Linked DNA regions of Homo sapiens: region 1 is linked to region 2. The links are chromatin contacts, found by Hi-C or POLR2A ChIA-PET in ENCODE. All regions are on one chromosome and are shown on one strand. The core of a region is the stretch at or near the end of the contact, and the rest is flanking DNA. Distances in the headings are between cores, read along the strand shown. Region 1 overlaps SYT6 (synaptotagmin 6). Region 2 has its middle 52 kb from the start of OLFML3.

Region 1 (5,940 bases), core at 3,103-5,602, 75 kb before region 2:
TGGGGAGCAGGAGGTGGGGAAAGATCTTAATCTTCAGGGTGACTGTCCCCAAAGAGATGATGAAGCTAAAGCCACTGTCACGCAGTGCAGGCCTGTGCCTTTGGCTGAGACCAAAGCCCTGCCTATTTGGCATCCCCCTCAGGGCACTTGTTTGCAAGAAACATTCCTCAGCTGCCCCAGGAGACTCATCAGGAAACCAGGACCAAGGTATCTTCCCTCCTGCTGAGAGTCCCAGCCCCCACAGCCCTGCGAGGGGCAGAGAGCAGATCTCTCACCACGGGGAGATGTCTGCCCTCTCCCCAGGAGAAACTGGCAGCTATTTGACAGCCACTCGGCAAGACAACTTGTGACAAGAAATTAAGATGGATTTTCATCATTAACTTCATTAATGTACCCTTTACTACCCCCACCACCCCTGTGGTTAATGAAGATGACAGTGGAAGGACCAGATCTGAAGTGAGGTCCTCGGCTCTGGGCTCTCAGGCACAAGCACCCTACGGCACAGACTTCCTGGCTTGACCAGGCATTACTGCCATCTCTTCTAAAATTTCTCCAAACTCCACTCCTCTCAAGCTCCTTTCCACTCTCTCAGCCCCTCTTCTTCTCCACCCTCACTTTAAAAAGTCATTAGGAAGAGATCTGCACCTCCCAGTGTGTTCTGACTCACGGATATTTGCCCAAAAGTAATGGTGCGTGTGAAATACTAAGCCTCTTTTCAAGGGCAGGTTCACGAAGGGGAGGCTGAGAAAAAGTTTCCTAAATAAGACCATCTGTTTCTCTGAAGATGCTCAGATGCTGAAACATTTGCTTCCCGCTGATGTGCTTTAGTCTCAATGGGTCCCTAGGACAAACCCAGACTCAAGGATCTCACCCACGTCCTCCGTGCACCGCTGCTCCACACCGGCTTGGGGGTGCCCGCTTCTCCATGGGGCAGTCCTTAGCTCTGTGTCCACACTGCAGGGTGAAGCTGGAGTATACTGAGTTCGTATAAGGAGCCTCAATTCTGGTTGATCATTTATTCATAATGCTGCAAGGCCCTTGGGGCAGAGAAGCACTTGAGAGTAAAAGCAGGCATGGAACTCAGAACAAACAGAACCTGCCCCAGCACCCAGCAGGAAGCCCCGAGCGTCACAACAGACACATCCCACCCTTCCACCCCAGACACCCCCAGCATTCTTGCTGAAGCCCTAGGAGCCCGGGCCTGAGGCGGAGCAGGGAATCAACTCACGTCACCCAGGCCGGTGTTCACAGCAGGGGCCCCCTCTCGGCACCCTAGGAAGGAGTGCCCACTCCCACAGCTCCTCTCTCCCAGGCGAGAGCTGAGCCAGCTGTGGGAACGTGGGGCGGGCAGAGCGTCAGTCTCCACTCTCCTCCTGCAGCCCCTCACCCGGCAGTTTAGCACATCCTGCCGGGTTCCTCTCGGAAGTCCTGACTTTGCCTTGGGGCAGTTGTAAGATTTCTCCCTTGGCCTTTACCACCCAAGGGCAATGGGAGCACAACCCCAGGCCAGACCAAGGGAGTCAGAGGAGGTGACCCAAGAGGGGGTGACAGGACAGCTGGCCTGGAAAGATCAGAGTTGTCCAGGATGGTCAGAGGGATGGAGAGGTTATTTCAGGTGGTAGAAAGAACAAGATGAAGTCATGAAGGTGGGAAAGATCTTGGAGCATTTAGTGAGGAGGTGTCATCAAGAGGCAGGATGGTGTCATGGCTGAAAGTGGGGGCTCTCAAGCTTCCGTCCACATCCTGGCTGTGCCATTTAGTAGCTGTGTGCCCTTGGGCCACTTGCATAACCTCTCCGTACTTCAGTGTCCCCAGGTAAAAAGTGGTGATAATAGTAGTAGCCATCTCCCAAGGCTTTTGTGAAGATTATATGACATCATACGTATAAGCACTTAGGGCAGGACAGCACATAGTAAACACTCAATGTTATGGTTATTATGGCTGGAGTGTACGGCACCTGGGGCAGAACAGTGGAAGGTGAGGCTGGCTAGAAAGGCGAGGGCCACCCGGTGAAGAAGCTTGAATGCCATGTGATTCTGTGGATTAGTGATTTTTCATGCCGACTCCTAAAAGTTCCAAGGAGGGAGCCCGAGGTGTTGAAGGTACTCTGGATGCCCTGTTTCTGAGCCACTCTTCAGCTGCTGTATATGATTGGGCTTTTGGATGATACTTCATTTGAAGAAGAGGCTTTCCAACTACAAAACAAGTGTGAAATGAGAAGCCACTGAAGAATTCTGAGCAGGAGACCAACCACCTGGTTACAGCAAGGAGGATGGATTGGAGGGAGTGGGCAGGGGGAGTTAGAAAACTGCAAGGATCTGGCAGAGATGGTGCAGGCCAGAGCTGAGGTAGTGCAGCGAGGATGGGAGGAGAGGGCCTCAGAGTTTGGGGACACTCAGAAGGGAGAAGCTGTGCAGCTTGGGAACTGAGTAGCTGTGGAGGCCGTAGCATCTGAACTCATGCTCACTTTCTCCCGGCCCCTGCCACCCATTCTTTACAAGCTGCTGAAGTCCCAAACTGCTGCAAGTCCTCAAAGGGCTCTGCTTTTCATAGGAAGCAAAATCCAAGCACTTGCAAGTCCTCCCTTAACCTCCCTCTTACCCTTTGCTTACTCTGGTATCATAGCCACCATCCGCTTCCCCCAGCCAGACCCACAGCACTCTTTGCTAGCCTCTGCTGAGAGCTCTCCTTCCATTCTTGGCTGCTCCTCCCCATCTTTCAGGACCACTATGAATAAAGCGGCCGCACACCCACTCACTACCCTTGGTCAGGTCCCTGGCTCCCTCGCTGCCCTTGGGTACCATCTTGCTTAGTGTACTTTTGTCTTCCTCCCTTAGAATACAAGTTCCTGGAGGGCTGGGACTTTGTCTTATCATTACTATCTCTCCAGATCCTCCAACATTTAGTGGGTGTGTGACAAATGAATGACACACATGAAAATGGTCTCTGGTGTGGGTGTCTGGGTTGAAGGTGACACAGTGGACTGAGTAGGAAGTAAAGCAGGAAGGGCAGGGGTAGAGCCAGTCTCCCATTGTCTGCAGAATCAAGGACAAACTCCCAAGTATGGGCTAAGAGGCAGGCAAGGCTGGCCCTTGCCTGGGGCCCTGTTTCTAGCCTCATCTGGGAGCTCTCCGCCCCTGTCATCACCATGCTGTCAGCCACAGGGAACCTCTCATGCGCCCCGAACACTCCCTGCCCCTTCTGTGTCTTTAGGCACTGTTGATCCCTCTCCAGAGAAAAAAAGCAAAAGCGCTTGCTTACTTTTTTCTGCTAGAAATCTACTTTTACTGACCTGTCTAGATCCTATCAAATATCACCCTCTTTGGGAAGCCTAGCTTGAAATCTGGGGCTGAATTCCTTCTTCCTTGCTCTGCATGCCCACGTCTTGTCCACACCTCTATTACTGCACCGACCAAACCAAACAGTACTACCTACTGACATGCCTTTCCCTGCCCCTGTTCCAAGACCGTGAGCTCTTTATAACAGTAGTAATAATTATAATAGTTGCCAATACTTACTAAGCACCTACTCTGTGCCAGCCACTGTGCTAAGTAAGCACTTTGCACAAATTACCTCATTTAATCTCTGCGGCAACCCTAAGAGGTGGGTCCTATATTCATCCCACTGTACAGTGTACAGGTTAGGAAGCCAAGATTATGAAAGGTTAAGTAAGCCATACTACTCTCTTAGGAGTACTTAAGCTTTCATAGTCTTAAGAGCTGGAAGCTGGATCTGCCTGACCCCAAATCCACATTCTCAACCATTTGTTCATTAGCCAGTATTTGCTGAGCACTTACTACACATCAGGCACTGGGCTACACATGAGAGGTATAAGGATGAATAAAACCAGACCCCATTCGTGCCTTCAAAGAGCATACAATCTGGTGAGAAACACAGGCATTCATCATGTAGTCCCCAGATCAACATAAAAGTTAGAGTTGTAGTGTGTGCTATGAAGAGGAGGCCTGTGTTGCTATGGGAGGAGATATCACAGGGGCTGGCTCAGCTCCAGGTATCTGGCTTCCACATCTGACTCATCTCTGTACCCCCAACACAGAGCCCCAGGCCTACAATGCGGGGTTTCTTTAGCCATTGGAGTCCAACTGGCTTCTACCTCATCTCTCTTCCAGCCCCCCTACCCTCCCACAACCCCTGGGGAACTTAACAGCACTTCCTGCCCAGTGCTTCTGAGATCTTTTTAGGTCTCCTATGGCTTTCCTGAAAGTATAGCGGATGCTTCTCTGCTGATGATGAGAGATTCAGACAAGCCACTTAATGACTAAGAGACTAGAAGTGCTCTGTAAGAAATGGGGAAGCATTGTTCTTGCTTTGCTTAGCCTGCATTCCCAAGATGGACTCACAGGCACTGACGCCACTCGCTGCTTATTCAGGAGGAAACATGACTGGCCTTGGAGAAGAACAAAACATTTGAGGGGCAATGGGAACTTAAAAAATGGGAGCATTTGGATTTCAAAACGAAATTGCTAGATTCCCTGAGGCAGGCGATAGACACCACTTAAGCATCCTTGGGTCGTCTCAGTTGGTGATGGCTGATAGATTTTCCAGTTGGAATCTTGGGTTCTCATGGCTGACAGGGACCTTGAGGATAGAGCATCTCATCTAGAACAACCCCTTCATTTTATAGCCCAAGGACCAGAGATGGGAAATGATTTGCTCAAGGTCTCACAGCTAACTGGGGGTAGAGGGTCTAAAGTCCAGGTCTCCTGATTCATGGTTCACTGCTCTTTCATGGGCAGCCCACAAATAGGATCTCTTTTTCTATGCCCAGGACTATGTGACTGCATCAAGTAGAGAGAAGTGCTTTAATCAGTTGTTGCAGATGGGCCTCTGGGAAGCCAGGGAGCACAGTGTTGTGCTATAGATAGGTGAGCCTTTAAGAATCTTACTCTCCAGATGCCCTGTGCACTGCAGCCAAGGAGAATGCTACTAATATGGGCAGCGACATCAGGTGGACAAGTTGCACTAAAGGACAGATTTCTCCAGAAGCCAACATCCTGGCTTCCCCTCCCCTGCCAGCAGGTCCACCTCCTGCAAGCACTAGCCAAGACTTTCAGCCAGCTGCTACTGAGCTCAGATCTACCCTATCAGCTCCTAGGTTAGAAGTCTAGAGGGCTACGCTGGTTTCTGCTGCTTTCTGGACAGCAGTGACCTCTCCTGCACCAGAGAGCTCATTACCAGTCAGGGGCCCTAAGGCAGCCTCTCCTGACAGCAGGTGAAGATGAAAGCAATAATGTGCTAGCTGTTCTGAAGCCCCTGGTCACCCCTTGTTTTATTGAAGTCCAAAGTCTCAAACACCTCTAATGAGGATAAAAGGCTGGTAAGCCATGTGGGATCTGACTGAAACCGCCTGAGAGAGGGTAGTGCAGAGAGAGGACCTGGTGAGGGCCGAGCTGGGGCCTGGCTTTCCAGAGAGAGAGAGTGACTACCAGGAGATGCTGACCCTCTCTGTTTAGCTCTCATCTCTTATTTACTCAAAATTAACCTGTTTAATTTCCTTTATTAAATAATCCAGTCCTCCGCTGCTTGTGTGTGCAGGGGAACAGTGAACCAAGAGCTGCTGACTTGCCACCAGGCACAGTGAGGGCCAGCCACTCCCCCGTGCGAAGCCTGGAGCCAGGCTTTTGTCTTCTGGCCCTGGTTTCCTCCCTGCCTCCAGGTCATAGTGGGATCTTGAGCCAGTCCTTTCACCTGGCTGCGCCCATGGATGGAGGGTGCAGTTCATTTTTGGGTGCACGGGCCACACCACACTGCAGACTCAGCACCTGCATGTCGCCAGCTGCCACGGTCCTATGAGAAAGAGCAGGGGTCCTGCAAAAACCAGGGAGGTCTGCGGGTCACTGCTCCCCTGGAGGGAGCCATCCTGACAGCAGTTCATAGAGCCTGGGGCAATGCTGTTTACCCCGAGGGACCCCTCATATC
Region 2 (5,772 bases), core at 89-2,588:
GGTGCCCATCTCATCCCACCCTGTCCTCCTGGAACAGTGGTTCTCACCTTTGTCCACTCCTCCGGCATGCACTTGTGCTCACATTCCTAGCACCAGTGTTATGAAAGAGGGGTCCCAATCCAGACCCCGAAAGAGGGTTCTTAGATCTTGCACAAGAAGGAATTCCAGGTGAGTCCACAGAGTAAAGTGAAAGCAAGTTTATTAAGAAAGTAAAGGAATGAAAGAATGGTTGCTCCATGGACTGAGCAGGGCATTTCTGAAAGCAAGAGGAGTAAGGCGCCCACCTTATTAGGTGCAATGCATGTTTATATATGAGATAACAAGGCAAAAAATCATGAAAAGGATGTGGTCTATTACAAGGGCTCATGACAAAGGATTGTTAATCCTTGTGTAACTACTGACTTTTGCAAGAATCTATATTACTATCTTTAAAGCAAAATTTATTACTAAACAAAGAATGCTTTTGTGCTTAAGATAGCAGGACATCAAGACATTTCTTGGGTCTGTTAAGTCCTGGGTCTGTTTGGTAAACATTATTAACCTGTTCCCTTAACTGTAAACACCCTGTGACTGCGAATCCCTAACCTCCTGGGAATGCAGCCCAGCAGGTCTCAGTCTCATTTTACCCAGCACCTATTCAACATGGTTCCAAAGCTTCTGACAGTAAGACACCCCTGGATTTTCTTTTTTCTTTTTTTTTAAACTTTATGCTTTGTGGCATTAATAAAACCGTCCTCAGGTAACGCTCTATCCCCAGTCCCAACCATTATTACAAATCTTCCCACAACTGAGCAACACTCCCCCACATCCCATTAAAAACCTGCATTCTCTACCTATTGTATTCCAGAGCTACAATTTCTAGAAGCTTCTTAAACATGCAATAACAACAAACACAATTCCTTCTAAGGGAAAAGAAGGTCCAACCCCATCGCAAAATTCCCCAAGAAACAGGAAAGCGTTAATTCCACCTTAAATCCCAAGCAGTCAATAACCCAGTGCCCATAATGGGCTCTGCAGATCACCCCACCCCACCATCTGCCCCAATTTCCAAAATCTGCTCAGCAACCAAAGCCATTAAATCCAGAAACTAATTTGTAAGGAAAACAATGAAAAGAGTAATAATCTCTCCGTAGGATGCCAATGGAAGGTCCCACAGGGACTGGTGCACTGTAGAGAAAGGAGAAGGGTACCTGGAAAGAAATGCCTATTAACATTCAAAGCCCCCTAGTGGAATGGAAGCTGACCTGCTGCAGAATGAAAATGTCCCAGCCCACAGGAGCCTGCACTCAGGTTCGCTTTATTTATCCTGCAAACAGGAGTTGCTAATAGCAAACAATCTTGGGCCTGCTCCCCACAGCTCAGGGGTAGCTCGCAGCGCTGTCCCCAAGACACGTGCCTGGGTTGCTTTGGAGCAATGCTATTTGCAAAAGGAGAAAAAGAAAAATGAAGCAGGGATGTGGAAGTGGGAGAAAGAGCCAGAAAGGCTGAAGAGTAAGCTGGCAGAGAGGGCAGTCTGGTGGTCTTTGCACAGTTGCTGCAGCGGGGGCCAACCTTGCCGAAGGGAAATACTGATGTGATCTTCTGTTCTTCATGGATGGGGGCCAGATACTCAGAAATGGGGAGAGATTCACCTTGAGTCATCCAGTGAGTCACAGACAGGAGGCAGAAATAGATCTTATGACCCACTGTTCACTGTCAAAGACATCTTTTAGCATCTGTAACCAGGATTCCTGAGTGGGGATGGATTCGGGTGCTCCTTGCATTCAGATTGGTTCATTTGATGAGATGTCTGTTCTCTTCCATTCCAAAGGCAAGTGATTTAAAGTCAAGACAGACCAGGATCTTCAAACAAACTTTCCTGGCCAAGGCTACCTCTCTACTCACATTAAGTATGTCTGTTTCCCATTGTTGGCAAGGTAGAATTCATTTGCTTCCTGTCTCTCCTTTGCCCGACTGCTGTCTTGCTTCCACAACACCAAGTCCATCTAGGAATTTTAGATCTCGCTGGGGCCTCATGCATTCCAGAAAGCCTTTCTTGATTAGATTGCCCCAGTTTTGTTCTTTTCTCTTACTTGTATTTTATTAGGGCTTGTGACAGACAGTGGGAACTGCTTACCCAACATCCAAGGTCCCTTCAGCTCCTATGTTGTCAGAAGTCAGATTCAGTTCTGATATTCACCCTCCCCCTGTGCTCAAGGAGGGTGTTCCTTGTCACACACGTCCGTGTGAAGAGACCACCAAACAGGCTTTGTGTGAGCAACAAGGCTGTTTATTTCCCCTGGGTGCAGGTGGGCTAAGTCCAAAAAGAGAGTCAGTGAAAGGAGATAGGGGTGGGGCTGTTTTATAGGATTTGGGTAGGTAGTGGAAAATTACAGCCAAAGAGGGTTGTCCTCTGGTGGGCAGGGGTGGGGGTCACAAGGTGCTCAGTGGGGGAGCTTTTGAGCCAGGATCAGCCAGGAGAAGGAATTTCACAAGGTAATGTCATCAGTTAAGGCAGGAACAGGCCATTTTCACTTCTTTTGTGATTCTTCACTTGCTTCAGGCCATCTGGATGTATACATGCAGGTCACAGGGGATATGATGGCTTAGCTTGGGCTCAGAGACCTGATATTCCTGTCTTCTTATATTAATAAGAAAAATAAAATGAAATAGTGGTGAGTGTTGGGGCAGTGAAAATTTTGGGGGGTGGTGTGGAGAGATAATGGACGGTGTTTCTCAGGGCTGCTTCGAGCGGGATTAGGGGTGGCGTGGGAAGCTAGAGTAGGAGAGATTAAGCTGAAGGAAGATTTTGTGGTAAGGGGTGACATTGTGAGGTTGTTAGAAGAAACATTTTTCGTATAGAATGATTGGTAATGACCTGGATACGGTTTTGGATGAATTAAGAAACTAAACGGAAGACACAAGACCCGAATAAAAGAAGTAGAAAAACAGATATTAAAGGACTAAGAATTGGGAGGGCCCAGGACATCCAGACATCCAGGACATTAGAGAGTGCCTAAGGGGGTTCAGCGTAATTACTTGCTTGGTCCCAAGTTTAGGCTCTATCCTTGAGTTTTTTTATGTTGTCACAAACCAAGTCAGACTGATTTAGGTAAAAACAACACTTTTCATTTAAAAATATACAGAGTCTTTTTTTTTTTCAGTGTGTAAGTTGAGGCCTCAGCGATTTTGGAGGAAAGAGAAATGCAAAGCCAGCAATTGTTTGTTAAAGAAGGATTAGAAACGGCTAGGAGAGAGTGAGAGAGATTGATAGTGTGGTGGAGATAGCTGGGGAGAGAGGTAGAGAGTGGCATAAGAATGAGAATGAGAATAAGAGTGAGTATAAAAGTAAAGAATAGGGCTTCATCAGGGTGAAAGTATTGGAGCGTACCCTGTCAGCAAAGATTATCTATCCACTTTAAGAGAGACTTAAGGGTGGCGGTTTGAGGTAAAACCAGGAGATATCAGTTATGCTGGTTCGAAGGAAAAGTGTAAACCGGCAATGTAAACAAGAGCAGGGCATTTATGGGTAGATGAGAATGGCGAATAGGAGTATGACTAGACAGAAGACAGTAGGGATGACAAGTTTTTGGGGTGCAGTTCAAGTTGGGCTGGTGTCTGGAATGAGACTGGGGCCTAATAAAAAGGAGCATCCATACAGGAGCGCAAATGGGCTGTACCCTGTAGCAATCCGAATTCTGAGAAGGGCAAGTGGTAAAAGTACTGTCCAGTCCTTTTTAAGTTGGAGGCTGAGCTTGGTGAGGTGTGTTTTGAAAAGACCATTAGTCAGTTCTACTTTTCCTGATGATTGAGGACGGTAAGGGGTATGAAGGTTCCACTGAATACCAAGAGCCTGAGAAACTGCTTGGGTGATCTGACTAGTAAAGGCCTGTCCATTATTAGACTGTATAGAGGTGGGAAAGCCAAACTGAGGAATTATGTCTGACAGAAGGGAAGAAATGATCGTGGTGGCCTTCTCAGACCCTGTGGGAAAGGCCTCTACCTATCCAGTGAAAGTGTCTACCTAGACCAAGAGGTATTTTAGTTTCCTGACTCGGGGGATGTAAGTAAAATTAATTTGCCAGTCCTGGGCAGGGGCAAATCCCTGAGCTCGATGTGTAGGGAAGGGAGGTCACAGGGCCTGAATAATCCCTGAGGAGCAGTAGCATAGCAGATGGAACACTGAGAAGTGATTTTCTTGAGGATAGATTTCCACAATGGAAAGGAAATGAGAGGTTCTAAGAGATGGGCTAGCAGCTTGTAATCCATATGGAAGAGGTTATGAAATGATGACAGAATAGAATGGGCCTGTGAGGCTGGAAGAAGATAGTTTCTTTGGTCTAAGAACCATTTGCCTTGTTTGGGAAGAGACTGATAGGTGGAAGTTTCAGTGGGGGAGTAGGTGGGAGTGACCGATGAGAAGGAGAAAAAGTGGCCGTGAGGGAAAGGAGTTGGAACACTAGTTGCTTCTTTAGCTACCTTATCAGCATAAGTGTTGCCCTGAGCAATGGGATCTGATGCCTTTTGATGGCCCTTGCAGTGAATGACTCCAGCTTCCTTTGGAAGTAAAGTGGCCTTGAGAAGAGTTTTTATTAAAGAGGCATTAATGATGGAGGACCCTTGTGTAGTGAGGAAACCTCTTTCAGCCCATAAAACAGCATGGTGGTGCAGGATATGGAAGGCATATTTAGAGTCAGTATAAATATTGACGCGTAGTCCTTTTGCAAGAGTGAGGGCTCGAGTTAAGGTAATGAGTTTGGCTTGCTGAGAGGTAGTGGAGTGGGGCAGAAAGTATATGCATCAGGTTTGAGGAAGAAAATCGATTTTGGAAGTTATGAGAACTGTAGAGAGTGAGTTGAGCACAGTTTGTGATTTTGAGGGCCTCTAAAAGTATTATGGCGGTGTCAGCCACCACGTGGAGACATGATGGCCAGCCTAAAACAGTAAGGTCAAGTTGTTTGGACAAAAAGGTTACAGGGCATGGTCCGGCTCTTGTGTAAGAACTCCGACCACACAGCCTTGCATTTTGGCTGTATGTAATGAAAAGGGAGTGATGAGTTAGGGAGAGCCAGTGTGGGCGCCACATGACAGAACAAGTGAGGCAGAGTTAGCAGGCTTAGGATCAGCTGATTTCAATACTTTCAGTGGGCTCTGGGGCATAGGGACCATCCATAGTTGCCTGGTACCTGACCCTGGGGTGATCAGGGCAGGTGGATAGTGGCCCAGAGTATGAGAGCCCTGTGAGTGCCTCATAAAGGAGGTGGTTGGGGTGTGGGCTCTGGATGGGTTGGTTTGTATCTGAAAGTCACACTTCTGGGCAAGTGATTTACTGTCTCCAGGAATTGACTAGCCCAGACAGGGACAGTTTCTCAAGGGTCAGCAAGGCCCCCAGAGGTCAAAGTATCAGAAATACGGCAAATAGAAAGGCATGATTAATACAATTACCCTGGGAGCTGCTGCCAACAGAATTCCTGAGAAGACACTCCAGGCTCCTTGAATTTGTTGAACTACCCTGAATTCTCTAACTTTAATGTTCTCATTATATGACATAACAAATCCCTTACTGTTTTAGCCATGTTATTCAGCTATTAAGTTACTTGCAGCTGAAAGCATCCTAACTGATATGGTATTTAAGCCTTCAGTTTACTCCAAACGTAAAAATCCTAACTCCAACTTGTTTTGTTGCACTAGAATTGCTTTTTCAAAAAATAATAATAATAAGTTGCTGGCCGGGTATGGTGGCTCACACCTGTAATCCCAGCACTTTGGGAGGCTGAGGTGGGTGGATCACCT

The links. Hi-C counts contacts between places; a loop is a spot of excess contacts on that map. ChIA-PET counts read pairs that join two places held with the same protein, here RNA polymerase II (POLR2A).
Region 1: a map of Caco-2 shows a loop between it and region 2 (14-fold over the local background). The contact joins two enhancer-like sites. A Hi-C loop is called at or near these places in 2 of 168 maps with a recorded cell type or tissue (Caco-2 and PC-3). POLR2A ChIA-PET finds 5 or more read pairs at or near these places in 3 of 52 experiments (H1, OCI-LY7 and activated T-cell).

Annotation. Positions count from the first base shown.
Region 1 is chr1:114,107,208-114,113,147 of GRCh38, reverse strand. All of the region lies in intron 3 of SYT6 (synaptotagmin 6), which reads left to right. Among named protein-coding and RNA genes, the nearest start is that of SYT6, 44 kb to the left of the region's middle. RefSeq lists an enhancer at 3,866-3,915. Within about 2 kb of position 4,352, at least 2 of the 41 ENCODE cell types and tissues checked have a DNase peak (open chromatin) inside an H3K27ac peak, as active enhancers do.
Region 2 is chr1:114,028,922-114,034,693 of GRCh38, reverse strand. No RefSeq gene overlaps it. Among named protein-coding and RNA genes, the nearest start is that of OLFML3, 52 kb to the right of the region's middle. RefSeq lists enhancers at 2,322-2,905, 3,490-4,073. Within about 2 kb of position 1,338, at least 3 of the 41 ENCODE cell types and tissues checked have a DNase peak (open chromatin) inside an H3K27ac peak, as active enhancers do.